Regions from separate parts of the Homo sapiens genome. Here region 1 is linked to region 2. The links are chromatin loops, found by intact Hi-C in ENCODE. Cell type or tissue: natural killer cell. All regions are shown on one strand. Links, peaks and the distances in the headings refer to the core of each region. The heading gives the core; the rest is flanking DNA.

Region 1 (15,693 bases), core at 4,861-7,360, 260 kb after region 2:
CAAAGATAGCATCTTTCACCTGTATCACCAGCCTCCAGAGAGCAATTATCAAGGAGAGGAAGAGTTAGAGAACCAGGAGAAAACTCTAGGAAACCAGTGTTTTTTCACTGTCTTTAGCCCCAACCAGGCTACATTAACTATCTCTGATTCCCCCGCTGCAGTGTTTTTTAAAGGTTCTAGGATGGCCCTCAAAGCTTTGGCAAAGGGAGTGCCTTGCAGGCCAGCTTGAGGGCCATAGTTGGGGAATAGCAAAACAGGTTGCCATGATAAATTCTCTACAACATTCCTATCTCTCTAGGTCTTTGGGCTCCTTTATCTACATTAAATTTTAAAATATCTGTCATCTCAAATACAATTAGTGTGAGTCATCAAAACAACTGGGCAGGTAGAAAACCAAATTTACTCATGAAGCACTGCTTCCTGTCGACTCTCCGAGTCTCAATATCTGTTCCATTGGTGTTTTCTGTTTCATGCAAATGACTCTCACTGATTAAAGAAGATTGAGAAGCTATTAAAGGAGATTGAGTGGCTCACAGCATTTACAAGGTAGCTGGAGAAGCAAATTGAGAGGCCACACAACCTCAGAGGACTCAGATCAACTCAGGCCAAAAACTGATGCTGCCTCCACTACCCACCCTAGGCACTTGCCCAGTGCTCCCGCTTCAGCGATGGCCACCCTAAGAACTCTGTCTGTGACAGCTAGTGCCACCCCTAGAGAGGATTCCCTGAAGAACCTGCTTGACTGAGGCACCAGTTTCTAATTTATAGTCCAGGATGGTGTAAACATATCTATGTCTCAGCTTCAAAGGAGGCTGGGGAAGCAAGTATCTGCCACGGTTAGCTTCAGCAGTGGGAAAGCATCTCAATGTGCCATAAGATATCACAGATAGGAAATTCCCGAAACAAAGGAATGCATTTCTGATGCTGAGCAGGCAAAATAATGACATATGCCTATTGCAGAGTGTTTCCAGACTAAAGCTTCATCAAAACATTTTGAGATGTCATGCCTACAACATTTGTGATTTGGTCACCCTAATTTCCTTTTCACTAGCTTGCTGATGAAATAGAAATTGAGGCAGCAGCAATACCATAATCCATCGAACTTAGCATGCCATCAATTGCAAGTCATGCCATTATTTTCTGCATCACTAAAGAAATGCTGCCAAGTGTCCTATGATTTGTTAAAGGAAGAAGAAAACTCTCATGCAAACTTAAAGTAAGCACATCAAAGATTTTATTCAACTTGCTAATTATTAAGAGAACAAGCATAATATTAAACGAGTCCAAATGGGATTTGAGAAGTTGGGTGTATATATAGGTGATTTACTAGATTGTTGGGTTAAATTTGAAGAAAACAAAGCAAAAATCTGATTAATATCAGACAAAGCTATAGCCATATCATTGGGCTTATCCATTTCATGGGATAGAAATGATTTGCATTTCTACTGGACTAAATCTACAATCTAAACTCTACCTCTATAAAATTATAAAATAGCCAAATAGAAAATCAAACCTAGCACTGCACTAAAAATAAATCTCTCTTGTCTATTTCCAAGTTTGGGATAATATTTTGATAGCCTCGATGTTTTCATATTGCTTAAAGCTCTTTTGGGCTTATTTAGAATAGACTTTTAGCATATATCATGCTAAAACATACACTAAATAGAGAATTCTACATATCTACATTCAAAGTCTTATAATTTATTTTTCAACTCAGAATCATTAAAGTTTATAATTTTTCTGTGTATTTCTGTTCCTCATGCTATCAAGAGCATTGGTGATGCATTTCTTCTGAGGATTCCTCTCTTTTCTCTGGAATTTTCTTCCAAGAAGCTGACACCCATTCTGCAACTTTTGATGCTGGAACATCCTTGATTTTTTTCAGGTGTCAACAGAAGATTACAAGGCAAGGCCAACACTCACATTCCTTTCTCAAATGGTCTTAAATGTTTGGGGTTTTTTCGCACCTGTGGAGAGCTTATCCTTTAAATGGCTAAGTTTATGAATGTGCAGGCAATGACAACCACACCATTACTGCTTTCTGGCTGGCAGAGACCATAAGACACCATCAACTGTGAAGAGACATTCCAGTTTGAGAGCTGAGCTGCTATGGTGTAAAACGTGTGTTAGAATTGATGAACTATAGATAGTTGTAGATAGATAGATCTAAATATGTAGATAGGTTATGGTTTGACTTCGTATTACGTGAGTGGATTTTTCTTACCTGTGCAGGTATCAAAATATAGTGCCAGATGAGGCAGAGATTGCTAAATATTCCCAAGATACGTTTTCCCCTTCTTCGTTTTAATAAGGGAGCACTCTTCCCACTGGATTTTAGCAGGACAGTTGCTACCCAGCTAAATGTACATTTCACAGCATCCCTTGCATGAAGGGGTGGCCTTATAACTAAATTTTGGCAAACAGATAGAAGCAGAAGAGATATGTGCAACTTTCACATCTCATTTTTCAAAGAAAGCTTTCACTCCCCACTTCTTTTTTTGCCATTTCCTGTGTGTGTGAGCTGGAATAGAGACTTGGTGCTCCACAGAGGTGGTGAGGGGAGGATGCAATAGAAGAAATTATGTGACTGGATTAACCCATGGGGAAAAGCTTCCACTTGCCTTATTGCACAGGAGAGGAATATATTGTTTGAGTCAGCAGCCCAGCCCATACCCTACATTAATACATGAGGTCCTAGAGGGATGGTGGCTTTTCTAGAATAGTTTGACTTATCTTCTTGACTCAAAGGAAGGGACTCGGTAATTTTAGACTGAGGCAGAGCTGAGGATTTCTGGTGATTAGAAGTCCATACAACTTCACAGACCAAGTCAGCTCAAACTTGAAGTCAATTCAACTTAACCTGAATAATTCTTAAGCCCACCAGCTGTTAGTGCTGGAGAAAGGTTTTGTTTTGTTTTGTTTTGTTGTTTTGTTTTGTTTTACATTTGTCCTCAATTTTACCATTCCAATGGGCACATGCCATGTGATAGGAGCCCCAGGAAGGGCTTATACTTACTAGTCCTCAATTTTCAGTTCTCATGGTCAAAGCAGGCAAGAACTCAAGTCAGGCTATGGAAAGGAGAAGCAGTCAGCGAGAAACGAGAGTTGAGAAGGACTCCTCTGATAATGAAAACAGATCATTATAGAGCTGCAATTCATCCTCTAACTCACCCGGCACACAGCTGCCGTCCAGGGTGGCTGAAGGAAACATGGACAGTCAGCCCACCATGAATTGAGCTAAGATGCCCAATGGCTCACAAATAGGATCTGCAGGAGAACCTCAAGTCACCAGTGGGAGACCTTATTCACCACAGGGGACCCAGATGGGTCATGTGGAAATAGGACACACACACACACAACTCCTATTCAAGACAAGTTTTCTACTGAAATATAGAAATCAATTGGCCATGTATCTGGCCAAATAATTTCTCTTTTAGCTGTATGTCCTAGAGGAAATCTCGCATGTGTGTTCAGGGTCATGTAGATAAATATGTTCACTGTACCTTTGCTTATAACAGTAACAATGATAATTACAAATAATCTAATTGTCCATCAAAAGGGAACACTTAAACAAAATTTGGAATATTAATACAATAGATTACTACATAGAAGTTAAAATGAATGAGGTTTTTTAATTAACAAAGATCTCAAAAGCATGGCAACGAGTAAAAATAAATTTGCAGAACAAAACACATAGCATATAACTTATATAAATAAATGATATGTACGGTTTGCTGGTTAATTAATGCATAGTTAAAAAAATAAAGGATACATAGCAACTTCATGACAGTAATTACCTTCAGGAAGAGGTATATGACGCGGTTTGGGATGAACAAAGAGATTTCAACTTTCTCTATAATGTTATATTCCTTTTATTTTGAACATTGGGAGAAAATGGGAAAATATGCTACATTTGGTCATTCTGAGTAGTAGTGGGTAATTGGTACAACAGTGCCTGCTATGTTACTTTCTGCATTGTTTAGTTCTTTCAAAGCTTTTTAGAAAAGAAAGTTAAGTAAAGGAGGTAAGATTGGGGAGTATGTGTGAAGAAGGAGAATTTCAGCTTTTGCTCTGATATTTTTGTAATAGGATGTTGAATGGGATGTAACTGCTATTTTAAAATCCATAACTTAGGCCTAAAGCTGAGTAAGTACCAAGAAGTGCTAACGACCTTACTTTCTACAGAGAACAATCAACTTTGAAGGTCCAGATTCATCCTCTAGGGTATACAGAGAGGCAGATCGGCCCCACCTCAGTTTGCCCCTCATCTCTACCCAGCAGATAATGAGAGAAGCTCGAGCAAGTGGCAGATGGCTTGGGGGAAGTGCTGAGGCTGTCCCCTCCCTTGTCCTTCAGCCTTCATCACCCAGGAAATGTGATGGGGGTTTGGACTGGGAGAACCTGCCAGAACTGGAAACTGGCATCTCAGTCTGCTTGAGCACTGAACTTGGAGATACTGAGCCCATCCCAAGTGTGGCAGAGGAGAATTAGAGGGGAGGCACAGGAGGACTCTGGCATTTTTTCCTTTCTCAGCTGGGCTCAGTTCTCTGTTGCTGCCCCAGCAGCTCTTCTCCCTTGGATTCTTTTCCTCTTGTTCCTGGTTACAAATCGCAGCCAACTGGCTCCCAGAACCCTTTGCCCTGTTCAAAGACACAGGTCCTTTCCATTAACTAGTATTGGTGATATGGTTTGGCTGTGTCCCCACCCAAATCTCATCTTGAATTCCCACGTGTTGTGGGAGGGACTTGGTGGGAGGTAATTGAATCATGGGGGCAAGCCTTTCCCATGCTATTCTCATGATAGTGAATAAGTCTCATGAGATCTGATGGTTTTAAAAAGAGGAGTTCCTCTGCACAAGCTCTCTTTTCTCTTGTCTGCTGCCATGTGAAACGTGTCTTTCACCTTCCACCATGACTGTGAGGCCTTCCCAGCCACATGGAACCATAAGTCCAATAAATCTCCTTCTTTTGTAAATTGCCAGTCTCGGGAATGTCTTTATCAGCAGCATGAAAACGGACTAAAATGGTAAATTGGTACCAGTAGAGTGGGGCACTGCTGAAAAGATGCCCAAAAATGTGGGAGTGACTTTGGAACTGGGTAACAGGCAGAGACTGGAACAGTTTGGAGGGCTCAGAAGACAGGAAAATGTGGGAAAGTTTGGAACTTCCTAGAGACTCGTTGAACAGCTTTGACAAAAATGCTGATAGTGATATGAACAATAAGGTTCAGGCTGAGGTGGCCTCAGATGGAGATGAGGAACTTATTAGGAACTGGAGCAAAAGTGACTATTGTTATGTTTTAGCAAAGAGACTGGTGGCGTTTTGCTCCGCCCTAGAGATTTGTGGAACTTATGAACTTGAGAGAGATGATTTAGGGTATCTAGTGGAAGAAATTTCTTTTTTTTTTTTTTTTTATTATACTTTAAGTTTTAGGGTACATGTGCACATTGTGCAGGTTAGTTACATATGTATACATGTGCCATGCTGGTGCGCTGCACCCACTAACTCCTCATCTAGCATTAGGTATATCTCCCGATGCTATCCCTCCCCCCTCCCCCCACCCCACAACAGTCCCCAGAGTGTGATATTCCCCTTCCTGTGTCCATGTGACCTCATTGTTCAATTCCCACCTATGAGTGAGAATATGCGGTGTTTGGTTTTTTGTTCTTGTGATAGTTTACTGAGAATGATGATTTCCAATTTCATCCATGTCCCTACAAAGGAGCAAAGCACTCAAGAGGTGACTTAGGTGCTGTTGAGGGCATTCAGTTTTAAAAGGGAAACAGAGCATAAAAGTTTGGAAAATTTGCAGCCTGACAATGCAATAGAAAAGAAAATCCCATTTTCTGAGGAGAAATTCAAGCCAGCTGCAGAAATTTGCATAAGTAACAAGGAGCTGAATGTTAATCACTGAGACAATGGAAAAAAGGCCTCCAAGGCATGTCGGAGACCTTTGCGGCAGCCCCTCCCATCACACGCCTGGAGGTTTAGGAGGAAAATATGGTTTCATGGGCCAGGCCCAGGGTCCTTCTGTTTTGTGTAGTCTAGGGACTTGATGCCCTGCATCCCAGCCACCCCAGTTATGGCTAAAACGGCCCAAGGTACAACTTGGGCTGTTGCTTCAGAGGGTGGAAGCCCCAAGCATTGGCAGCTTCCATGTGGTGTTGAGCCTGCAGGTACACAGAAGTCAAGAACTGAGGTTTGAGAACCTCCACCTAGATTTCAGAAGACGTATGGAAACACCTGGATGCCCAGGCAGAAGTTTGCTGCAGGGGCAAGGCTGTCATGGAGAACCTCTGCTAGGGCAGTACAGAAGGGAAATGTCGGGTTGGAGTCCCCATACAGAGTCCCTACTGGGGCACCACCTAGTGGAGCTGTGAGAAGTGGGCCACTGTCCTCCAGACCCCAGAATGGTAGATCCACGAAAGCTTGCACCATGTGCCAGGAAAAGCCGCAGACACTCAATGCCAGCCCAAGAAAGCCGCAGGGAGGGAGGCTGTACCCTGCAAAGCCACAGGAGTGGAGCTGCCCAAGACCATGGGAACCCACCTCTTGCACCAGCTTAACCTGGATGTGAGACATGGAGTCAAACGACATCATTTTGGGGCTTTAAGGTTTGACTGTCCTGCTGGATTTCAGACTTGCATGGGGCCTGTGGCCCCTTTGTTTTGGCCAATGTCTCCTATTTAGAATGGCTGTATTTATCCAATGCCCATACCCCCATTGTATCTAGGAAGTAACTAACTTGCATTTGAGTTAACAGACTCACAGGTGGAAGGGACTTGCCTTGTCTCGGATGAGACTTTGAACTGTGGACTTTTGAGTTAATACTAAAATGAGTTAAGAATTTGGGGGACTGTTGGGAAGGCATGAATGGTTTTAAAATGTGAGGACATGAGATTTGGGAGAGGCCAGGGGTGGAATGTTATGGTTTGGCTGTGTCCCCACCCAAATCTCATCTTGAATTCCCACATGTTGTGGGAAGGAACCAATGGGAGGTAATTGAATCATGGAGGCAAGTCTTTCCCATGCTACTCTCATGACAGTGAATAAGTCTCAAGAGATCTGATGGTTTTAAAAAGAGGAGTTCCCACGAAGCTTGCAGTGAGCTGAGATCGTGCCGCTGCACTCTAGCCTGGGCGACAGAGCAAGACTCTGTCTCAAAAAAAAAAAAAAAAAGAGGAGTTCCCCTACACAAGCTCTCTTTTCACTTGTCTGCTACCATGTGAGATGTGCCTTTCACATTCCACCATGATTGTGAGGCCGTCTCAGCCACATGGAATTGTAAGTCCAATAAACCTCTTTCTTTTGTAAATTTTCCAGGCTGGGGTATGTCTTTATCAGCAGCATGAAAATGGACTAATACAGTTGGAAAGTTACCAAATCTGCAGAGTCTACGAAGTTTGGATTGGTGCAGTCCCTGGTCTGGAGGAAACCACTGGGAGTCCCCTTGTACTGCCTTTACTTCTTGTGGGTGAGAATGGGGTTTACTAAATCTCAACACATCATGGATTGGCTCTCCATGGCCCAGCATACCTCCACTAAGATTTCTTTCCAATAAAGTAGTGCCTGTCTACTTCTTGTGTGGATATTGAGTCTTTGGTGAATCAGCCAAAGCCAATTTGGTCCACACTCTTAGTTTTTTTTTTTTTTATGGTAAATCACAGAAGCCACCAAAGAAGTCTGTGGTGGAGAGGGTTGGCTAGCTACCATCAACCTCACTAGTAGGTTATAATTAAATCAAGGCTCAGATCTAGTATGCCAGACAGAGATGGTCTACATAAGAATCCATAAATATAGCAGACACAAACTAATCAGATGACCTACTCTGCAACTTGGGAAGTGACAGCTATCCTTTAGGTTCTCCATCCCTGTGTGACACATTCCTGCAGGAAGATGGCCACACACCCTAGGCAGGATTCTATTTCTTCTAGTCAGGATTATTCAAGCAGAAATCCTCTTAAACAAGTGGTTTTCAACTGGGGTGACTTTGCTCCCAGGGGATATTTGGCAATGTCTGGAAACATTTTTCATTGTCATGGGGAGAAAAAGGCAGTATGCTACTGGTGTATAGTGGGTAGAGGCCAGAAATGCTGTTAAACATCCTACAAGGCACAGGACAACACCCTTGCAACAAACGATTATCTTGCCCAAAATGTCAATAGTGCTGAGGTTGAGAAACCCTATCTGAAACCAATGGCTGGATACAGAAACAATTATGGAGCAAGCCTTTGGCACCATCTCAAAGGGGACAGGACAAACCTTGCCAGATTCTGAAACTCTATTCATGCAAGGGTAGAGACAGTGTCTTTAAAGTATTTTAGCCAATCTACATATATTGAATACTTTTAATTTCACCAGTAAGCCCCCTTTTCCATCATTTGTTATGCTAATTAACAAGTCACCAGTTTCACCAATTAAAAAAAAATTTTGACATTAGTGTGCTAGTTAGTAAAGCTTCATTGTTGATTAAGTTATGGATAGCAGCAGGCATGGGAATAGATTTAGAAAGTAGGAAATAATTTAGCCAAAATGTCAGGCCCCTGCAGGGAGGTCTCAGAACATAAGACTAGAGAGGTAGAATAGAGCAAGAAAAGGAGGACTTTAAATGTGCTCCTGGATCGCTTTTGCAGGAATTCTCCATAGAGACCATGAGCATGCAGTCAGCATTAAGTATTAAGTGCGGTTAACACTTCCCTTTCTGGCTCACTCGGATGGGTTTGAAATGACAGCAGAAAGAGGCACATTTTGCCCCATGTCATCATCCTGACTAGAATTAGACATATCTCCCTTACTTTTATAGAGCCGAATGATTCATTTCCTAAGTAGTTTATGTGATACTCTATTCTTTATTTGGCCAAATTCTACCTGAAGGGCTTCAAGAAAACATACATTTTCTAAATCACTAAAAATTTTATGCATTCTTCTATAGAACAAGCATTGAGTTTTACATATCCTGTAAAGGAAAAAGAGACAAAATGTGTATTTCTGTATTTAGACATGTAGGTATTACATTATAAATATATAAATGCTAAATATATACATTTTAGCTTATTTTTCTAAGTTGATAATAAAGGGACCAAAGCTGGTTATTAAATAAAGTTATTTAATCAGGGTTGGAAAACTAGCATAGAAGAATGAAAGTTTGGAACACATAAACAGTTTCTGAAAGTCAGACAAGAAATATGCTTCACATAAAAGTTGAAATTGATTGATATTACTTAATCAGAAAAAATCAGAACTTTCTAGCACATAAACTTACTAATCACTTTGTAAATAAGGGCTATAAATCATATACAACCTAGGGAATAAAAGTGAAATCATTCTGTTACAATTCAAATATATATCAGTGGGGAAGATTTTTAAAAGCCTTATACTAAACATTATTGTTTTCTCTAAGAATGAGAATGGTATCACTTATTTAAAAAAAAAATTTTAAGACAATGTATTCAAAAGCCAGACCAAATGAAGATTATAAAAACATTTTCAAAAGTTATAATTCATAAACACCATTGAGGATTTAGTGAGCTACAATTAAAGTGATTAAACAATTTAAAGAGTTTACTGAGGAATGCACCAAACGATTAAATACATTTTATGTGCTTCATAAACACCTGAGGCTACTCTATAGCATTCACTAATGAAGAAATAAATTCTGATCATTCCATTATGATAATTATAATGACTGAACATAAGAGATGGTATATACAAAATGGAGACAAGGGTTCTCTAAGGAACACAGATATTATTTTTTTAAGAATAATCATTTAACAAATAGGTGGTGCTTACTCTCAAAGCCTTTCACAAATATTGACTCATTCATTCTTCATAATCACTTGATTATGTAAAACACTATTATTATTTCCTTCTTAAAGATAAGAAAATCAAGGTTAAGTAAATTGTCTAAGGTCACAGAAAAAAGTTGTCACAAATCTCTGAGAAGCATTAAGTAGCTAAGAGTTCTAGAAAACGTCAAACTATGTTTAGATTAAGAAGAACATAATAGGTCTTCAATCTACTAGAGAATATATTTTAATGTAAACAGATTACGTAAGAAGACAATTACTTCATTCACTTTGGCTTTATCTTTTCCATCAAGAATGATCTTCCATCTGACAGAGCGAACAAACATAATTAGTAGGGAACTGAAGACCTAGATGCAAGGTAAATTTGAAAGGAAGCACCTAATCATGCTAAATGGAATCAGTTTTCTACACCCAGGTTAATTCCATTTCAGTAGGCTAAAATAACACTCAGGTGTGATTTTGATAACCCTGAGAAATCCTGAAGAGTAAGACATGAAGAACAAAGCGAAGATGAGCAGATGTCCTGACTTTCAAAAACAAGGAAAAAGTACTATTGCATCTTAGTAACTAACCTGGTAAATGTTAGTAAACAGGATCCATAAACAGAAGTTTATGAGCACTCAGAAAGGACACAGTGCCAGAAATCAGCAAGAGTTTCCGAAGAAAAAGACATGCCAAACTAACCTCTTTCCTATTAGGATCAGGGAAATAGAGGCAGGTCTTATGTATCCATGATCCCTACCTATGTCACTTAGGAGAGGAAATGTCTTGGAAAAGATAAGTGATGTATTCCATGGCATGTCATGAGCAAACAGCAAGGGTATCTTCCCACCTGCCTTTCTGATTGGAAAGTCAGATTTCTAAACTAGGTCATATTGCTTGAAAATTTCCTCCCACACTTGTAGCCCTCCAAATAGCCAAATTCAACATGATAGCCAATACAAGGAAAAATCAAGCTTGTGTGGGTGAGTAGGGGGAACAAGAGATAACAGGTGGTGTAGTCAGCACAAAGCAATATATTTTCTCCAAATAAATACAACCCCAGAATTTGGGGAACAATCGAGAGGGTGATAGTCTGTAAAACTAAAGCTAGTAGAACCAACTTAAAAATAAAATGTAATCTGCTGAAGAACTTCATCCAAATAAAGTTTGCAAATGTGTTTTTTTAAAAAAATCTAAAGAGAGTCTCAAAACTGATTAAGAAGCCAAAATGTCTCACACATAATCAAGGTTACCTGCTGATATCACTAATGGAAAGAAAGAGGCGATCAAATTAAATTTATTATCATCTGATGGAGGAAATTATGAGTTAACAGAAGGGTGGCAAGCCACATGGTGTCGAGAGAAAACAGAGCCAGAGAATAAGGATTTGGCTGGGTTTATCCAACATGGTCCAAAGTAGAGCGATATTGTCTCTGGCACTGACGACAATTTTTTGATAATATTTTGATGACTCTCCCTCTAGTCTTTTTTGTAAAGCATATTGCAAATACTTACATAATATTATCCTTTTGCTTAGCCTTACAATATAAGCATTTTCCCATATTATTAAAAACTGCTCACAGAAAGAATCGTATTGGCATAATATTCCTTGATGTAGAGATGCTATAATTTATTCAACTATTGCCTAATTTCTTAGTCGTTTGTAATTTTTTTATGATTGCCAATATTCTGCAAAAAATGCAAAACATTTGCTTGCTTTGTATTATTTTCTCAGGATAATTTCTGGAAATCAAATTACAGGGCCAACGGATACTGACATTTTAAAGCTCCTGACAAATATTACCAAACTGCTTTCCTCTGCTTTCTCTCTCATCGGTATCATTAGTCTTCAAAATGATTAAATCTTTGATAATTTGGAAGGTAAAATTATACCTCATTTTAATTCTTATCACTTAATGAGGCTGAACATTTTTCCATGTTTATTTGCCATTTGATTTTTCTCTTTTGCAAATTGTGTGTTTATGCCTTCTGTCTAGTTAGTTTTAGCAATTTTTCTTATGAATTTAAATGACCTCTATTTGGTAAAGAAATTAAGCACTTATTTGTCACACATATTGCCAATTATTTTTACCAGTTTTTCCTCTTAATTGCATAAGCTGTTTATGTTTTATATTTCTACATAATGAAAACATTTTTCTTTTCCTATGTTATCTCTTCTATGACTTTTTAATTTAAAAGCTGTCCTAATCCTCAGATTTAAAATATTCTAGTCTAGATTTGTTACAGTTTTTAAAGTAATAATGAATTCACATAGGCTGTATTTTGAGACATGGTATGAAATGCAGATCTGAATCTTTTTTTTCTACTTTCTTGTATTTTTAGCAATGTAGTAGGTGTATGCAAGTAGCATTTACAAATAAGTCCTCTTCGCCTTTATGATTTGTGATGTTTCCTTAAGAATATATTCAGCTCTTTTGCATAACAGACAAAAGGGAGCTAGCTATTCTTTCCTGTCCATCTTTCAATTTACTTTATACTGGCCTTATACTGTTTTAATTATTAGAGAATTTTAATAAAATAAATAGGGCTATAAACTCTCCATTTTCAAAAAGTTTGTTTATTGTCTCTAGTTGGTTATTCCAATTAACCTTTGAAATAACTTTTCAGGTTCAAAAAATCCAAATGGAATATTAATCATACTCTGCTTCATAAGAATTAGTATTGAAATACCAATAGTATATATTGGAAGAAAAATAATTCTCAGTGTTCTTCCTGAAACCATCAAATTACCTTGGTTTTGAGGCTTTGTCCAATAAAAACTTTTGACTATGAACTAGTTTCCAGAATGCCTTGATGTTAGTAAAATGATGCTCTAAAAAGTAGACCTAAGTGAGCGTACTTCCTGAAAAAAAAGTATTGCCTATTAAAAATAAATACATATACATTCTAGCTAATCAAAATATTGTAAGGCTTTTTACCAAATAAGAAAAACAGCAAATATTGTTTTTTCTTAACTGAAAAGATAAAAAGCTGAGAATCGGCTGGGCATGGTGGGTCACACCTGTAACCCCAGCACTTTGGGAGTCTGAGGCAGGCAGATCACGAGGTCAAGAGATCGAGACCATCCTGGCCAACATGGTGAAACCTCGTCTCTACTAAAAATACAAAAATTAGCTGGATGTGGTGGCAAGCACCTGTAATCCCAGCTACTCAGGAGGCTGAGGCAAGAGAATCACTTGAACCCAGGAGGTGGAGGTTGCAGCGAGCCGAGATCATGCCACTGCACTCCAGCCTGGCGACAGAGTGAGACTCCATAATAAGCTGAGAATCAGAACTTTAATCAGTGTTGATCCCACCAACCTTCCAAATTGTAAGTATGGCCTAAAGTAGTTAGCTATTCTGTGTTATTCTCTGGAGTAAAAGAACAAAAAGATTGAAAAAGATATTTAAAGTTCAACTCATGATTTACAATCCATCCTATCATTGAAACTCCTCGACAACATCCCTGTCAAGTGGTATTTAGATAATGCTTAATATAATAATAGAAAGCTCACTACCTCCTGAGATTGTTCATTTTAGAAAGCTCTGATTTTTAGAAATTCTTACATAGAACAAAATTAATGTCCTGTAACTTCCCAGGTGTATTAGTCTGTTCTCGCACTGCTAATGAAGACATATCCGACACTGGGTAATTTATAAAGGAAAGAGGTTTAATTGACTCACAGTTCCACATGACTGGGGAGGTCTCACAATCATGGCAGAAGGCAAGTGAGGAGCAAAGTCATGTCTTACACGGTGGCCAGCAAGAGAGCGTGTGCAGGGGAGCTGCCCTTTTATAAAACCATCAGTTATTGGGACAGTTATTCCCTATCAGGAGAACAGCATGGGGAAAACCCACCCCCATGATCCAATTACCTCCCACCGAGTCCCTCCCATGACATCTGGGAATTATGGGAGCTATAATTAAAGATAAGATTTGGGTGGGGACACAGCCAAACCGTAACACCAGGAAACAAATTCTAATCCTTATGCTACCTAAAAATGCATCATACATTTGAATCTTTCATTCTCCAGGCTAAGCATATTCAATACTTTACTAAATGTGTCATCCATGATGAAGCTTCTAATCTTATCATTAGTTTATCTAGCAACCCTAACTAGTTTCTCTAATTTTATTGGGTTGGGGGATTAGACCTTTTTAATATCGCCTTTAAAACACGGCACCAGAACTGACAACAACAACCCAGTTGAATTGGAGAATCCCATTCACATAACCCAAGGACAATATGCTCTGAAATAAAACAGTTGAAAGTATGTTTAGCTGGACTTTTTGTTGTGTTGTGCTAAAACTGGAGACTGGAACTCATAACTGAAAACAAGAGTCCCCCATTCTAGAGTTACCAAATATAAGCGTCCAATACCAAGCCTCCCTCACCCCTTCTTCTCAAGGACTTCAGAGAGGCAAAGAGACACCAAAGAGGCTTTGGGGAATACAACCAAGTGGGCTGAGGAAGACTTAAAAGCTCAAGCAAAAGCTGAATCCCCCTCTCAAGAAATTGTGATTGTGGGGGCCCCAGCCATGATCTCCACGGAAAACCAGCTTTGGAACAAGTTCCACTTATAAAAAGCAAAACCACCAGAGAAAAGATGGTATCCACACTATCCAGGGGAAAAGAAAAACAACATTTTCCCTTTTATTGTAGTCTTCCCTCTTCACATAAGAGCTGAGCTATTGTAGCCTAGAAGAGGAAGGCAGAGGAGGTGGCCCTGACAGAGATTGGGCCAATGCTGGAATGCCACGAGGAGGGAGTGAGCAGAGCATGGCCCCATACCCAGGCCAGCCCTAGGAACCATGGGCAAAGCCTGCACTGGGAGGAGGCAGCGAGGGGAGACTTTCACAGGACTGAGATTGGAGCTTTTACAAAATATAACTGGAAAGTTACAGAATTTGCCTAAGATATCATCAAATGATGGGAAAAGAAATTCAGTGGAGTATGGATGAAGTCAGTGCCAGAACAAAATCATTTTGTATTTATATTCCATTGAGGGGCGATTTCTCAATCAACCAGTTATAAAGCCACATCTTGTTTTGCTTTGATATTTCAAGGAGAATATAGGAAAATACTAAGGCTGATGAGGACCAATTCCAAGTGGCTCCATGATAATTCATTTTCCCCTGTACAATTCTTGAAATTAACTAGATATCTATTGTGTTCCAAGATACTCTTAAACGAGGCCCCGAACACCTACAGTTTGAAACAGCATCTGTACAGCTCCTAGCACCAACTCAGCATAGTTGTTTTACTGCCAAAAATACTCCGCTTAAAGAACGTGAAGCAGAGTGGAGAAAACTCTTTATACTTCAGGACAACTTTGGGTTCTCCTAATAGCAATTGTTTGATATCAAAAGTTCTGATTTTTCAACTAATCTAAATACTAAATATTCCATGCTCCACCAGTGCTATCTTTTATATATCATACCATTCTACATTTTGAGTCCTTTGTCTCAATTGTTTTCTCTGCCTTCAGAGTCTGCCTTCGCATTCTGTATGGAGCTCTCTGAGTCTTCTTTCAAGACTATATCAAATGGTATCATCAGCCCCAATCTCTCGTCTGGCTAGTTGTTTCCACAGGCCTTTCCCAATACCTCTGTTAGCACTTAACCCACCACTGCATATCACTCTATCTGGTTCTCTTTTTTTTTTTTCTTTTTGGTGATTTTTATAAAGACAGGGTCTCACTCTGTCGCTCAGGCTGGAGTGCAGTAGTGCAATCGTAGCTCACTGCAGCCTCGACCTCCCAAACTCAGCCAATCCTCCCACCTCAGCCTCCCAAGTAGCTGGGACTACAGGCAGATGCCCCTTTCTATATTTTGACTGTGAGCTCTACTGGTTAGGGCTTTTTTATTACAAGTCACAGAAATTCAATTCAAAACAGCTTAAGCG
Region 2 (15,693 bases), core at 4,614-7,113:
AAATTTCCCTTTTTATACAGGGCTTTGACAACAGATTTTTCTTAAGAGTGTTGGGCCGGGCGCGGTGGCCCACGCCTGTAATCCCAGCACTTTGGAAGGCCGAGGCGGGCGGATCACGAGGTCAGGAGATTGAGACCATCCTGGCTAACATGGTGAAACCCCATTTCCACTAAAAATACAAAAAATTAGCCGGGCATAGTGGCGGGCGCCTGTAGTCCCAGCTACTCGGGAGGCTGAGGCAGGAGAATGGCGTGAACCTGGGAGGCGGAGCTTGCAGTGAGCCGAGATTGCGCCACTGCACTCCAGCCTGGGCGAAAGAGCCAGACTCCGTCTCAAAAAAAAAAAAAAAAAAAGAGTGTTGGGTGCCTGATCCTCAGAGCATGCTGAAACACCCTCTCTGGGTTTTGCTGACACAAATGCAAAGGCTACCAATGCTAGGCCTTTGAAAGGGAGTGGAAGGCACTGGCCCCCAAATGGTAAAGTTGGTGAGACTTATCTTTCAGAAAAATTCCCCCTTGTTGATGTTTTATCCTTTGATCCAACATTATTATTCTTCCTTTTTTCCTCTCTAGAAATAAACTATTTACTCACTATTTACCTCCTTTACCTAAGGCATGCTTGTGTTTTTTTAAGTTAATATTTAATTGGAAAAGGAATCACTTGGGGTGCAGTGGGAATTTTGTCATATCAAGGTGGTCTTCCTGGACTCTCTCAAACCCTCCAAAGAAGCAATCACCTAATTCACATATGAGCAATGACAGGATGGCCAGGGGAGATTATGAAATTTTCAACATTTATGAAGGAGAGTGGATATTCCTTGAAATGAATGTTTGTTGAACACAGCAGAGATGAACTAAGACTGTGGGGGAAGCTTGATCGCAGTACCCAACCAAACCTAGAGCCCAGGGTTGCAGAAATCCACGAGGAAGAGTCCTCATGCCATGGGGTGAGCTGTCTATACCTGGGCAATGGCATTTTAGAATCAAGGGGCTGATTGATACTAAACTGAAACAATTCTTCAGTCTGGACAAGGTGAGAAAGCAGGCCAAAATGTGCTTTCAGAATTACAGGCATTATCGGAAATATATTTCAAGAAGGTTTTTCTCCTATAACACTGATATTATAACATGTTTTTTTGGGAAGTGTCACTTTGGTTGGAAGGGGTTCCTAAACCAATTTCTGAATCTCTTTCCGTACTGGCTCTAGTTCTGATGCACACAGAGCCTCCCTCAGCTTTTGGGCAGAGTCCATTTGAGACACATCATAGGATCGGGGTCTCCATGTCTTTAGCTCCTGTTCTCACTAAAGTAGGTGACAGTGAAGCCGAGTGTGAAAACAGCAACATAACTCCTATTTATCAAGCACAGACTGCATGCCAGGCACACTGCTAAGTATCTTGTATATATTATCTTTTTTGCAGGTTTATTGACATGTTATTGATGTACAATAGATTACATATGTTCAACACGTACAATTTGATGATTTTACATATGTACATACCAATGAAACCATCACCACAATCAAAAATGCACATATCAGTCACCCCAAAGGTTTTCTGACGACCCTTTTTGATCCTTCCCTTTCACCTCTCCCTGACCCATACCCTCAACCTCAGACAACCACTCACATGCTTTCTGTCACTATGGGCTGTATTTTCTAAATTTTTATATGATTGGAATCATGCAGTATGGCCCCTTTTTCATCTGACTTCTTCACTCAGCATTATTTTGAGATTTATTCATGCTATTACATATAATAAAAATAGTTCATTCCTTTATATTGGTAAGTATTTCATTGTATGGTTTTCCCACGGTTTGTTTTTCCAATCACCAACTGACAAACATTTGAATCATTTCCAGATTTAGAGCACATTAATTAAGCAGGTTTTAAAACTGAGGTAATTTGTCTCCTTTAATCCCTAGAATGAAGTTCCAGAAAACACACTTTCTGAAAATAGCCATGAGTCCAGAAGTCAAATTGAACCTTCTTCAAAAGACCAACCTCTTTCTATTAGCAGTCCAGGGATCCAGATGCTTGCAAATGTCCAGTGCAGGCCGATCTCAGACACTCCTCACAACAGAGGGGTACTGATGGCTGAGTAGACGGTGCCTGGGGAAGGCTGAGCCCAAGGCACAGAAGCAGGCAGAGTCCAGTTCCCTGTTTCTCCAGCATCCTTAGGTACAAGCGCACCATCTTGCCCCAGTGCTGGAATTCTTCAGAACCAGAGTTGCATCCAGGTCTCTTCTCATTAAAGCACTTCTAATTCCATCACTCAGCCCCAGCACAGGATGGCGGGACTAGAGGAGGTTCCGAAGTAAGTCATCTAGTAGGCATGGGCAATAGAGGGATGATGCCAGTGGGAGGTAGGGGGAATGGGAGGCAAAGCTCCACACTGGAACTGCTGCCAAAGAGCATGGCGGCAGAGGCCTCTTCTCTGGCAGTGATCCCAGGTGCTGGTGGCGCAGGATGCTTTCACAGCAGTATTCAGGGCACCATGACGCTCCATAGGTTCAGCTTAGTGGACATAACACCCTCCATGGCCTGACCTACAATGATTGGCTCATGGCTTTTAGTTTTCACACAGTCACACCTCAGGGTGAGCCAGCTCTGCAATAGGATGCACTGCTTTGTCTGCAGCCTCACAGACCTGAAATGCACTCTCATGTCCTGTGCCTCAGTGCTGGCTGGGCCTTGGTCCTATTACATCTTGAACTCAAGGTAATACATCAGTGGCCGGGATTCACACTCAGAACCACCTTGAAAGTCTGTGCTGTTACCACCATGTCGCAGAGGTAGAAGTAGATGTCTGTATAAACAACCTTTGGGTAGCAGGTGGTCAGTTAGGCAGGAAAAATAGTTCTGCTACATTATATATATCAGGAGTATATTGACAGGAACATGTGTGTTGGGAATATATATGTCAGGAACAGCATGAAGAAAGAAAGGCTTTGACAGTTCTGAGCAAGCTACATCACACATCTTGCTAAAGTTTTTGCTATATGGAATTGGTCATTCTAGAGATGTCAGTTACCTAGCACAAGAATTGCAAAGAACAAGGTTGGCAATGGAAACCCTTCCTAAGGCAGAGAACTATGTGTTTAAGAACAGGGGCTCAGCAGCAGATGCCTAAGCTACACAGGCTAGGGCAAGCCACTGCCCTCTTGCGTCTGTTTTCTCATCTACAAAATATGAAAAATAACTGAATTTTCTTCAACACTTGTGAAGATGCAATGTGATGACAAATGTTGAGAGTTTAACACTGTGCCTATTTTGTGGTAAGAGCTCTGCTCTTACTCTGATAGGGGTATTCTCCTGCCTTCACACTTCAGACAGAAAAGCCACCCTCAGCAGCTTTCCGAGGACTGCAGAGGGTCAAAATGACCCCCTCTGTGGATTCGTAGAGTTTTCCAAAGAGGAGGGCAACCAGAAGTCAGCTCTGCTCAGAACTGCTCCAGTGAGATATTGGCATGTGGATGAAGGCTTATTTGCTTAAATCTACAGGGACAGATATGAAGGATTAATCTGAGCTCCTGGAAATTCTCTTTATAAGAATATTTATACTATACCCAGAACAAGGTTTTTCTTTGCCCATGTGAATAGAGATTGCTCTATTAACATTGAGAAATCCACAAGGCAAATTTAATATAAAGTGAGGATCTCTTTGTGCTTGTTTTCCGAGAGTGAAATATTCCTCAATTGCAGGCTTAACTCCCTGGGATATTCACAGTAAACATCCACACACCCTGCCCCACATGCACTTACACACATACCACCTAGATTACCTAGATTTGCTAGAAGACTTCTGAAATATTCTCCAGAGAAAGAACCTAGATTTGAGTCCTTAGGACAGGGGTTCTCCTTTCACCGATAACAGGTGAAAATTTTAATACTCCTTTCTTACCCTCTCCCTTGTGCTACCCTGTTTGGTGAAAATGTAAATTCGTACAATTTCCATGGAAAACAGTACGGATATTTCTCAAAGAACCATTCAATCTAGCAGTCCCAGTACTGGGTATCTACCCATATGAAAAGAAATCATTATATCCAAAAAATACCTGCACTTGCATGTTTACCACAGCACTATTCACAATAACAAAGATATGGAATCAACCTAAGTGTCCATCAATGGATGATTGGATGTAGAAAATGTGGGATATACAGATATGTGTGTGTGTATATATATATATATATATATGTATATATATATATATATATATGCACTATGGAATACTACTCAGCCATAAAAAAGAATGAAATCATGTCTTTTGCAGCAACATGGATGGAACTGGAGGCCATTATCCTAAGTGAAACAATTAAGACACAGAAAGACAAATACCACATGTTCTCATTTATAAGTGGGATCCAAATAATGTGTACACATGGACATAGAGAGTAGAAAAACAGATACTGGAGATTTGGAAGGGTGGGAGTGTGAGAGGGAGGTGAAGGATGAAAAATTACTTAATGGATACAATATACACTATTCAGATGTTGGTTACTCCAGAAGTCCAGACTTCACCACCATGCAACATATCCACATAACAAAATGGCACTTGTATCTCTGAAGTCTAATATATATATATATATATATATACATTTTTTCTTTTTGAGATGGAGTCTCGCTCTGTCGCCCAAGCTGGAGTGCAGTGGCGAGATCTCGGCTCACTGCAAGCTCCGGCCTCCCGGGTTCACACCATTCTCCTGCCTCAGCCTCCCACGTAGCTGGGACTACAGGTGCCCGCCACCACGCCCGGATAATTTTTTGTATTTTTTAGTAGAGACGGGGTTTCACTGTGTTAGCCAGGATGGTCTCGATCTTCTGACCTCGTGATCCGCCCATCTCGGCCTCCCAAGGTGCTGGGATTACAGGTGTGAGTCACTGCGCCCGGCAGATAGATATATATATATATATATATATATATATATATATATATTTTTTTTTTTTGAATGACCTACCAAGTCACTCAGACCTCAGCAAAAGATAGAAATTGCTGCCCTTAGTGATACAATCAGATCTCATTCACATTAATGTTGCTGGTCTTTCTTCATATTTTTGGGCAAGGGAGAGAGGGCCTCACTGTTATGTTTCTGACAACTAATCACTTTCTGTGCCCTCTGCCAGCTTGGGTACAATCAGCTTCCTCTGGCAGCCCATCTGGAAGTGAGTTCAATCGTCTGTATGTGGATGAGTGTATGTATATGTACTCTATTTCCTTTTATTAACATAGGGACCATTTCTCACCTTGTTTTCTAGCTTTGCAGCCAAACTGAGTACAGGGCTCTTATTGATTTTTGTGGCCTGGAGTTGGGTTTCTTTCAATGAAAATGAAACTTACTCAGATCAGTCCCATGGAGCATGGAGCAAGCAGAGAAATGAGCCATAAATTCAGGTGTACCCAAGTACGGGCTGCAGTTGGATTTTGTTCTTTCTTTGAGTGCAGGCCAAATGTTGCAGTTGGGCTTACACTGGCTGTACAGGGCAGATTTGTGGAGCTTTTACTATGAAACATACTTTCCATTATTCACCCTACTCACATGAGTTCTGCTAGAAAAAAGAATTCTCACTGTGGATTTGAGTTTACTAGTTCTGAGGCCAGTACATTTGAAGTGGAGAGGCATGAAAAGGGGGAGGTTTTCTACTCTATCCCCATGTGTTTATCATTGCTGAGCACTTACGTGTTAGGGAAGGAAGAAATGTTCTTATACTGGATTAAACTTTGCAAATAGCATTATTGTTCTGTAGACCAATAGGGTTTTATTTTTTAAAGTCAATGAAATTGACAACTTTTGGAAAGGATTTGAACTGTATTTCTGCTATTTCTGTTAGACAAACACAGCTGAATGACTTCTTAACTCTCTTGTTGGAGTGTTGGACTTGGTACCTTTATTAAAGGCCACTGGATTGAATTGTTATATTCCAGGGATGGGGTTTGACCTAATGGAATATCCATATCTATGCAGGGTGAGTGGATTTCTTATCTAGAATGAAACAACCAGCCAGCCAACTCCTGAAGTTGAGAACATGACTCTGGCTCTTCTCTTAACTTCCAAAGGGATTAAATTCCATAAAACCTTTTAACCTCAGAGTTTCACATGTTGAAAAGAGCAGAGCCTGCAGGGGTCGCTCATTCCAAGTATCTTTCTTTTAGTTATTTTTTTGATGATATGAAAAGACTGCTGACTGATTGTTTGCTGTTTTTAAACAAAACTTCTGTGAAGAGAGTCAAGGTAGAATTTCCTCTTTGTATTTTGTTTGCTTCCTTTCTTTCCACTTCTCTTTGCTCATCTTGCCAAAACTAACGTTTCTCTATGGCTTTGGTATGCTTTATCCTGTAGCAGGACTTTTGATCTCTAAAGATTTAAAGTTTGGAATAAGCATTGGTGGCCTTGAGTTTGCAAAAATCTTTCTTAATCTCCTTAATGTCTTGCTTTTTTGAACATGCCATTGCCCAGTAATGTGGCTTCCCTTATGTAAGTCCAATTAATCAGTTCAACACAGTATTGGAAAAATATCTGGTAAATTTGGAACGGTATAGCTAGGCTGAAATAAGCTTTTAAGAAGTCATGAATTCACTGTAAGTGACTCTCAGAACTTTGCCTATAGAACTGGCTTAGGAATCCAGATGGGGCCCTGAATCAAGGAGAGAGTATCTCTCATTCTTAATTCTAGTTGCTATTGATTTAGCAACTCTTAAGGAAGCATGGTAATCTTTCCTTTTCCCCAATTTGTTGTTCATTCTCCTTCAGAGGAAAGGTCGTTCTCATTTGTTGGTTATTGTGGAGCAACTTAAGCACAAAACCAGAAATATCAATGCTCATAGCTAATCTCCACGTGGCCAGCACCTGTGTTCTGTTTCGACACCTGGGCTCATCTGTGCAACCACCTGCAAATCCTGACCACTGATCATGAAGTGAGTTAAGTGTGTTGATAAACCAAGCAGATTCACTTCACTCCTGGAAACCTACTGTATTAGTCCGTTTTCATGCTGCTGATAGAGACATACCTGAGATTGGGCAATTTACAAAAGAGGTTTAATTGGACTTACAGTTCCACGTGGCTGGGGAGGCCTCACAATCATGGCAGAAGGCAAAGAAGAGCAAGTCACATCTTACATAGATGCCAGCAGGCAAAAAGAGAGAGAGCTTGTGCAGGGAAACTCTCCCTTATATAATCATCAGATCTCGTGAGACTTATTCACTATCAGGAGAATAGCACAGGAAAGACCTGCCCTCTGTGATTCAATTGCCTCCCACCGGGTCCCTCCCACAACACCTGGGAATTCAAGATGAGATTTGGGTGGGGACACAGCCAACCCATATCACCTACCATCAAGGAAAACTACGCTGTTTGAAAGTCTTTGACAGGTTATTTTGAATTTATATTAAGGATTATATTTTTCTTAAGTATCTTGTGAAAAGTTTTTAAAAGTACAGTTGTAGGAAAACAGGGCCTACTTGATAACATATAAGGGTTAGGTCACTTTTTAAAAGACATAAAGCAGTTTACTTTTGCTGAAGTAGCAAGGTCTATAGTTCCTGAAATCCTAGAATTCCCTTATTCTGATAAGACTGGGTATTTAATGGTCAAGGTTCTGAGTTGCCAACAAAAGAATCCATTCTGATTAGTTTAATCAGGAAGGGGGTTTATTCAAGAATATTAGGTAGATCACAGAAAATCAAGGAGGGGCAGACAGTAGGCTCTGAGCCATTCAGGAACAATCGTGGACACACAACAGGAGCTTCTTGAGCAAATTTTCCTTTGCCACTATTGCTTTGTATCAATGAGGAAACCAGGATGGATACCAGCAGCTTCTCCCTATTCTGATCTTGAAGATCTAGAGGCCTCCATCATCATATCAATTTCTCTCCATGCAGCCAATTCCTTGGGTTGCTAATTTCCAAAATCTAAGACTATCATGGGTAGATCTGATTGGTGGAATCTAGGTTACCCTAGCTACAAAAGAGTTTCGGTGTGGAAGATTTCTAGCTTCTACCTTGGGAAGGTGCAACTTATCATATGGGATATTACTAAAAGGTAGAGAAGATATCATTAAAATTAAAACCATTTATGCTTCAAAGAATACCATCAAGAAAATGAAAAGACAACTCACAGAATGGAGAAAAGCTTTGAAAATCATATATATGATAAGAGACTTGCATTTCTTGCCTATAAAGGAATCTTACAACTCAATAACGAAAAGAAAAATAACTGAATTAAAAATAAGCAAAAGATCAGAATATACATTTCTCCAAAAAAGATATACAAATGGTCAATAACACATGAAAGATGCTTAACATCATTAGCCATTAGGGAAATGCAAATCAAAACTGCACTGAGATACCATTATGAATCCACTAGGATGGCTATAATAAAAAAGACAGATAACAGCAAGTGTTGGTGAAGATGTGGAAAAAGTGGAACTCTCATGAATTGCTGGAAATGTAATATGGTGCAGCCACTTTGGACAACAATCTGGCAGTTCTGCAAAAGGTGAAGCATAGAGTTACCCAGCAATTGCACTCCTAGATATATAGTCAAGAGAATTGAAAATGTAAGTCCACACAAAATCTTTTACATCAATATTCATAGCAACATTCTGCAAAATAGCTAAAAAATGTAAACAATCCAAATGTCCCTCAGCTAACTAATGGATCAACAAAATGTGTATATCTATACAACGGAAGATTATTTGGTCATAAAAGGAATGAAGTACTGATGTATGCTACAATATAGGTGAACCTGGAAAACATTATGGTAGGTAAAAGAAGCCCATCACAATGGATCAGATATTGTATGATTTCATTTCTTTGAAATGTATTCTTTTTCTAGGGCTGCCACAACAAAGTACCATAGACTTGATGGCTTAAACAACAGACACGGATTTTCTCACAGTTCTGGAGGCTAGAAATCTGAGATCAAGACACCAGCAGGGTTGGTTTCATTCTGAAGCTGCTCTTCGTGGCTTGGGGATCCCATCTTCTCCCTGTGTCTTCACATGGTCTTCTCTCTGTGCCTGTGCCATAATCTCTTCTTTTAAGGAACCAATTGTATTGGATTAGAGCCCACTTTGGTGACCTCATTATTACTTAATTACCTCTTTCAAGACCCTGTCTTCAAATACAAATAGAACCACAACATATGAATATCAGGGGGACACAATTCAGCCTTTAACAGTCTATAATAGGAAAACATATAGAGACAGAAGATTAATGAACAGATGGTTGTCGTATTAGTCCATTTTCACGCTGCTGACAAAGACATACCTGAGACTGGGCCATTTACAAAAGAAAGAAGTTTAATTGGACTCAGTTCCACGTAGCTGGGGAGGCCTCACAATCATGATGGAAGGCAAGGAGGAGCAAGTCACATCTTATGTGGATGACAGCAGGCAAAAAGAGAGAGCTTGTGCAGAGAAACTCCCATTTTTAAAACCATCAGTTCTCATGAGACTTATTCACTATCATGAGAACAGCATGGGAAACACCTGCCCCCATGATTCAGTCACCTCCCACCGGGTCCCTCCCACAGCATGTTGGAAGTCAAGATGAGATTTGGGTGGGGACACAGCCAAACCACATCAGTTGCCTAGGGCTGGACAGTGGTGGGAGGTTTGGGAGATGATGGTTAATGGGTCCAAGATTTCCTTTTGGGGGCAAAAACTGGAAGCATTCCCTTTGAAAACTGGCACAAGACAGGGATGCCCTCTCTCACCGCTCCTATTCAACATAGTGTTGGAAGTTCTGGCCAGGGAAATTAGGCAGGAGAAGGAAATAAAGGGTATTCAATTAGGAAAAGAGGAAGTCAAATTGTCCCTGTTTGCAGATGACATGATTGTATATTTAGAAAACCCCATCGTCTCAGCACAAAATCTCCTTAAGCTGATAAGCAACTTCAGCAAAATCTCAGGATACAAAATCAATGTACAAAAATCACAAGCATTCTTATACACCAATAACAGACAAACAGAGAGCCAAATCATGAGGGAACTCCCATTCACAATTGCTTCAAAGAGAATAAAATACCCGGGAATCCAACTTACAAGGGATGTGAAGGACCTCTTCGAGGAGAACTACAAACCACTGCTCAATGAAATAAAAGAGGACACAAACAAATGGAAGAACATTCCATGCTCATGGGTAGGAAGAATCAATATCGTGAAAATGGCCATACTGCCCAAGGTAATTTATAGATTCAATGCCATCCCCATCAAGCTACCAATGACTTTCTTCACAGAATTGGAAGAAACTACTTTAAAGTTCGTATGGAAGCAAAAAAGAGCCTGTGTCACCAAGTCAATCCTAAGCCAAAAGAACAAAGCTGGAGGCACCACGCTGCCTGACTTCAAATTATACTACAAGGCTACAGTAACCAAAACAGCATGGTACTGGTACCAAACCAGAGATATAGATCAATGGAACAGAACAGAGCCCTCAGAAATGATGCCGCATATCTACAACCATCTGATCTTTGACAAACCTGAGAAAAACAAGCAATGGGGAAAAGATTCCCTATTTAATAAATGGTGCTGGGAAAACTGGCTAGCCATATGTAGAAAGCTGAAACTGGATCCCTTCCTTACACCTTATACAAAAATTAATTCAAGATGGATTAAAGACTTACATGTTAGACCTAAAACCATAATAACCCTAGAAGAAAACCTAGGCAATACCATTCAGGACATAGGCATGGGCAAGGACTTCGTGTCTAAAACACCAAAAGCAATGGCAACAAAAGCCAAAATTGACAAACGGGATCTAATTAAACTAAAGACCTTCTGCACAGCAAAAGAAACCACCATCAGGGTGAACAGGCAACCTACCAAATCGGAGAAAATTTTCGCCACCTACTCATCTGACAAAGGGCTAACACCGAGAATCTACAATGAACTCAAACAAATTTACAAGAAAAAACAAACAACCCCATCAAAAAGTGGGCAAAGGACATGAACAGATACTTCTCAAAAGAAGACATTTATGCAACCAAAAGACACATGAAAAAATGCTCATCATCACTGGCCATCAGAGAAATGCAAATCAAAACCACAATGAGACACCATCTCACACCAGTTAGAATGGCGATCATTAAAAAGTCAGGAAACAACAGGTGCTGGAGAGGATGTGGAGAAATAAGAACACTTTTACATTGTTGGTGGGACTGTAAACTAGTTCAACCATTGTGGAAGTCAGTGTGGTTGATTCCTCAGGGATCTAGAACTAGAAATACCATTTCGCCCAGCCATCCCATTACTGGGTATATACCCAAAGGATTATAAATCATGCTGCTATAAAGACACATGCACACGTATGTTTATTGCGGCACTATTCACAATAGCAAAGACTTGGAACCAACCCAAATGTCCAACAACGATAGACTGGATTAAGAAAATGTGGCACATATACACCATGGAATACTATGCAGCCATAAAAACTGATGAGTTCATGTCCTTTGTAGGGACATGGATGAAACTGGAAACCATGATTCTCAGCAAACTATTGCAAGGACAAAAAACCAAACACCGCATGTTCTCACTCATAGGTGGGAATTGAACAATGAGAATACATGGACACAGGAAGGGGAACATCACAATCCGGGGCCTGTTGTGGGGTCAGGGGAAGGAGGAAGGATAGCATTAGGAGATACACCTAATGTTAAATGACGAGTTAATGGGTGCAGCACACCAGCATGGCACATGTATACATATGTAACAAACCTGCACATTGTGCCCATGTACCCTAAAACTTAAAGTGTAATAAAAAAAAAAGATTTCCTTTTGGGATAATGAAAATATTGATTGATGTAATGGTTGCAAAATTTTGTGAATATACTAAAAGCCATTGCATTGTACACTTTATATGGGTGAATTGTGTGGTATGTGAATTACATCTCAATAAAGCTGTTACACAAAAGAAAAAGAGGAGGGAGTTCAGAGATATTAGGTGGCCACAAATAATCAGTGTCTATTACACTACCTTCAGCTGAGAAATTAAGAACAAGCTAGGAAATAACACCCCATGGTCTCCTGGACTAGGCCGAAGTGTCCCCTTTCCTCAGCCTAATTCTAAATCAACTTGACATGCCCAGTGGGAACACTGGCATTGCTGCTCTTTTGCCACAATGCCAATGTCCTTCTGGAATCTTTGGGAACGAGGCAACTGGCTGTGACCAATGTCATCCCTTTGATGTCCAGGATGCATGTGGCCACCCTGGTAAGCACCCCTTTCCTTAGCCAAAGCTCTGAGTGCATCCCTGAGGACCTATATATGGTAGAGGAGGGAAAGAGGTTCTCAGAGACATAGTTTTTTCAGTCCTGGAATATTTGTATTTTCCAGTTAAGTGGGCATTCATTAGCCACATAACACCATTTTGGTCAACAAAAGACTGCATATTGGAAGGTTGTCCCAGTAAAAAATACTGTATTTTTACTGTACTTTTCCATGTTTAGATATATGAATGCTTATCATTGCATTACAACTGCCTACAGTATTCAGTACATTCAGTACATGCAAGTACCCTCTATGGTGTTTACACAATGATTAAATCATCTAACAATGCATTTCTCAGAACATATCCTCCTTGTTAAGCATTGCATGTCTGTACTTCAAAAAATGTTTAACCTAGAAGGCCATCTCTGTAAGATTCAACAGAGCCTGCCCTGGTTATTTATTTTGCTTTTTTACAGCATTATCCCTTAATCCCTGTTTGGCTCTTCTGCATTACAAGGCCTCTTACTCATCTCCACTGTGGACTTCCCTCAGACTCTAGTCACTTGCTAATTGGCTTGAGATTTTTTTTTCCTTCTTGTGAATGTATTTGCAGTATTATCATTGCTGTAATAGAAGTATGTATAGGAGAAAGTACTTGGTAATGGGTGGAGGTGGAGGAAAACTGTCAATGAAAGCTTTTTTAGAGTAGAATATTTTGGATTTGTGAGTCTTTAAAGATTGATGGGGAAAGAGAAGGGAACATGGGGAGATGTGGAGGAAGAGGAAAGAACCCTCCAGCTACATGAGCAAAGTCAAGGGTACTTGACATAGTCCAGAGCGCCAGGGCAGCTGTGAATAGTTTGATTTGGCTTCAATGTAGGCTGCAAAGTGGGAATGGGGCAAGAGGTGAGCCTGGACAGGTGGGCTGGGCCAGAGGAAAACCCGTAGAGCCAGGGGAGCAGGAGAGAGGCTGTCTAGGCCAGCTGTGTTACAACATACCCTTAAGGCATAAGGGATGATTAAACTAAAAGGTTGATGGACATTTTTCTGTGACTGGCTTCTTTTGATTCATCCTGAAGTCTGCTAAATTATTCCAGAATATGGAATCCAGGAACTCTTTTGTGGAGCAATGCAGTGAAATTAGCCCTCATGAGTATTCACAATGAGTATCCAGATAAGCTTAAAATCCATGCAGATAGGTAGAGAAGGAAGCAAAGAGGCAGCTTGAGAGCTCCTGGGTGAAAGGGAAGAAAAAGCCACATTCCATTGCCCGGAGCATAAGTCATAGATGGCCCTGCCCCAAGGGGCTTCAGGAAAACTAAATCCAACCGGCAGAGATAAACCAAAAGTGACTGCAAATGTTTTTTGCAAAACTTTTAAAGGATACTCCCCTAACCCCAGTGATCCCACTTCTTCCTCTGGATTCAAAGTCAGACATCTTAGAGCTAGAGGCACCAGTCATGACAGATGAACCACACTTCTTCCATCCATCCATCATTAATCTATCCGTGTAACTATCCATTCATAATCAGGCCTTTGAATCTCTGGGTTCTATATAATATAGTCCGCGCTCCTGACTTTTGATTGGAAATACATATGCATGCACACACACATACACACACGCTTTTATTTTACAATGAATAAGTGAATGTCTAATAATGAAAATCAGCCTTCTTCGTAAGTACCAAGGGAGTATTTTTATATCAGAAAACATTTAATGACAAGGACAACATCAGCACTTCCTCTGAACATCCTACTTATAAACACTCTTACTTCTTAATTAACCTCCCCATTTTCCAGTAAATGAAGCCTGTTTTCCTAATAGAACTCCCCCATATCAATTTTTGGGTGTCTGGAATAATTTTTAATGACTATCTAGTTATTGTATTTTAATCTCCTCCCCCAAATCTAAGTGATAAATGCCTCACCATTTTCTTCAGATACACACCCCAGCCCTTATTCAAATCACAGTCCTTCACTCACAGTCAGGAACCCGCACACCTGGGAGTTTGTCGAAGAAACACCACCTTGTGTCTCTGCCCATCTCAACTCCTGTCATCTCTGAGCAAAGCAATCTTACTCCCATCTATGACTCCAGTTCTACATCATTGCACTCCCTTGTTTGGGGGAAGTGGACTAGTGGGACAATTTCCCAAGTTCTATTTTGAGAAAGGGGCAAGTTCATTAACTTTGATCAGGATGGGATGGGGAACACTGAGTGATGTATTTGGCAGATCTTTACACTCATATCTCTCTTGGAATCCTAAGATGATAGACAGATTAGAGAGTAGGGGGAGAGGAAAACTTTTTTATGATTAAGAGAGGCTTCATTGAGAACCTTTTTATGTGTTTGACCTTCTCTCCCCTGGTCCAGTTGCCCCTCGTGGAGACTCCACAGACCTCTGTTTATATCATTCACAGGATGTGCTCCCTGAAATAAGCTGAATAATATCCACCAAGATGTCCATGTTCTTATCCCCAGAACCTGTCAATGTTACCTGATGTGGCAAAGGGGGCTGTGTAGATGCAACCAAGTTAAGGATATTGATTGACCTGGGAAGATTCTTCTGGATTATCCTAGTGGGCCCAATGTCATCATAGTGGTCCTTATAAGAGGAACACAGGAGAAGCCCATGTCACACGGAAGTAGAAGATGTGATGATGGAAACAGAAGGTTGGAGTGATGCAGGGAAAAGGTCACAGGCCAAGGAAGGCAGGCAAACTTCAGAAGCTAGAAAAGGCAAGGAAATGGATTCTCCTCTAGAACCTCCAGAGTAAATCAGCCCTGCTAACACTTTGACTTTAGCCCAGTGAAACTGCTCTGAGATTTCTGACCTCCAAAACTGTAAGAGAATAAATTTGCACTGGTTTAGTCACCAAGTTTGTGGTAATTTACTACAGCAGCCACAGAAAATTAAAACATTCCACTTAATGACATTTCCACTCACAAATCCGTCTCTTTGAATAGAGACCACAAGCTCTTCTATATCTCCTAGCACTGGGCACCCTGTCAGTTAGTTCCTTCGGAATACAAGAAACAGAAACATCCCAATCAACTCCAATAAAGGATGTTCAATATAATGACACATGAGAAAGACAGGAATTGGCAAAACTGTCCCAGCAGCTGCCCTGCTAAGCCTTGTGGCCACTGGAACATCCTTTAGCAAACAGTGTTAGTTTTGGTCATTGGGCAGAAAGGTCAGTAACTCAGCAACATCAGTGGCTATTCCCTCAGACATGTCTGTTTTTGTGAGTCAATTTCTCTCTCCCCTGCTGCCACCAATTACCCAAGGGAGTATTTTTATATCAGAAAACACTTAATGACAAGATCCTGTATCTATTGTTTAAACTCTCTTTAAGAAACAAGCTGATCTTTTGATCTATCACCACCCAGGTGGGGGCAAAGCTGTCTCATGAAGCCAACTTTTCTTTGATGCTGGCCAACCTATAGATGGCTGTTTGGGGGTTGGGTGCTGACCCCTGGTTCAA

What was found. Hi-C counts contacts between places; a loop is a spot of excess contacts. Peaks named below come from ENCODE experiments on the same cell type or tissue, not always from the same donor. Only the 100,000 strongest peaks of a DNase experiment are listed, where the experiment ranks them.
Region 1: a loop joins it to region 2, with 13 times the contacts of the local background. A loop is called at or near these places in 3 of 110 quality-filtered maps.

The regions. Positions count from the first base shown.
Region 1 is chr2:37,537,203-37,552,895 of GRCh38, reverse strand. No RefSeq gene overlaps it. Among named protein-coding and RNA genes, the nearest start is that of LINC03063, 17 kb to the left of the region's middle. In natural killer cell, for the core only: a CTCF peak has its summit at 6,406 (motif pointing left); a DNase peak (open chromatin) is centred at 6,335.
Region 2 is chr2:37,800,062-37,815,754 of GRCh38, reverse strand. No RefSeq gene overlaps it. Among named protein-coding and RNA genes, the nearest start is that of PIRAT1, 68 kb to the left of the region's middle. In natural killer cell, for the core only: no CTCF peak of the experiment used is centred there; a DNase peak (open chromatin) is centred at 6,124.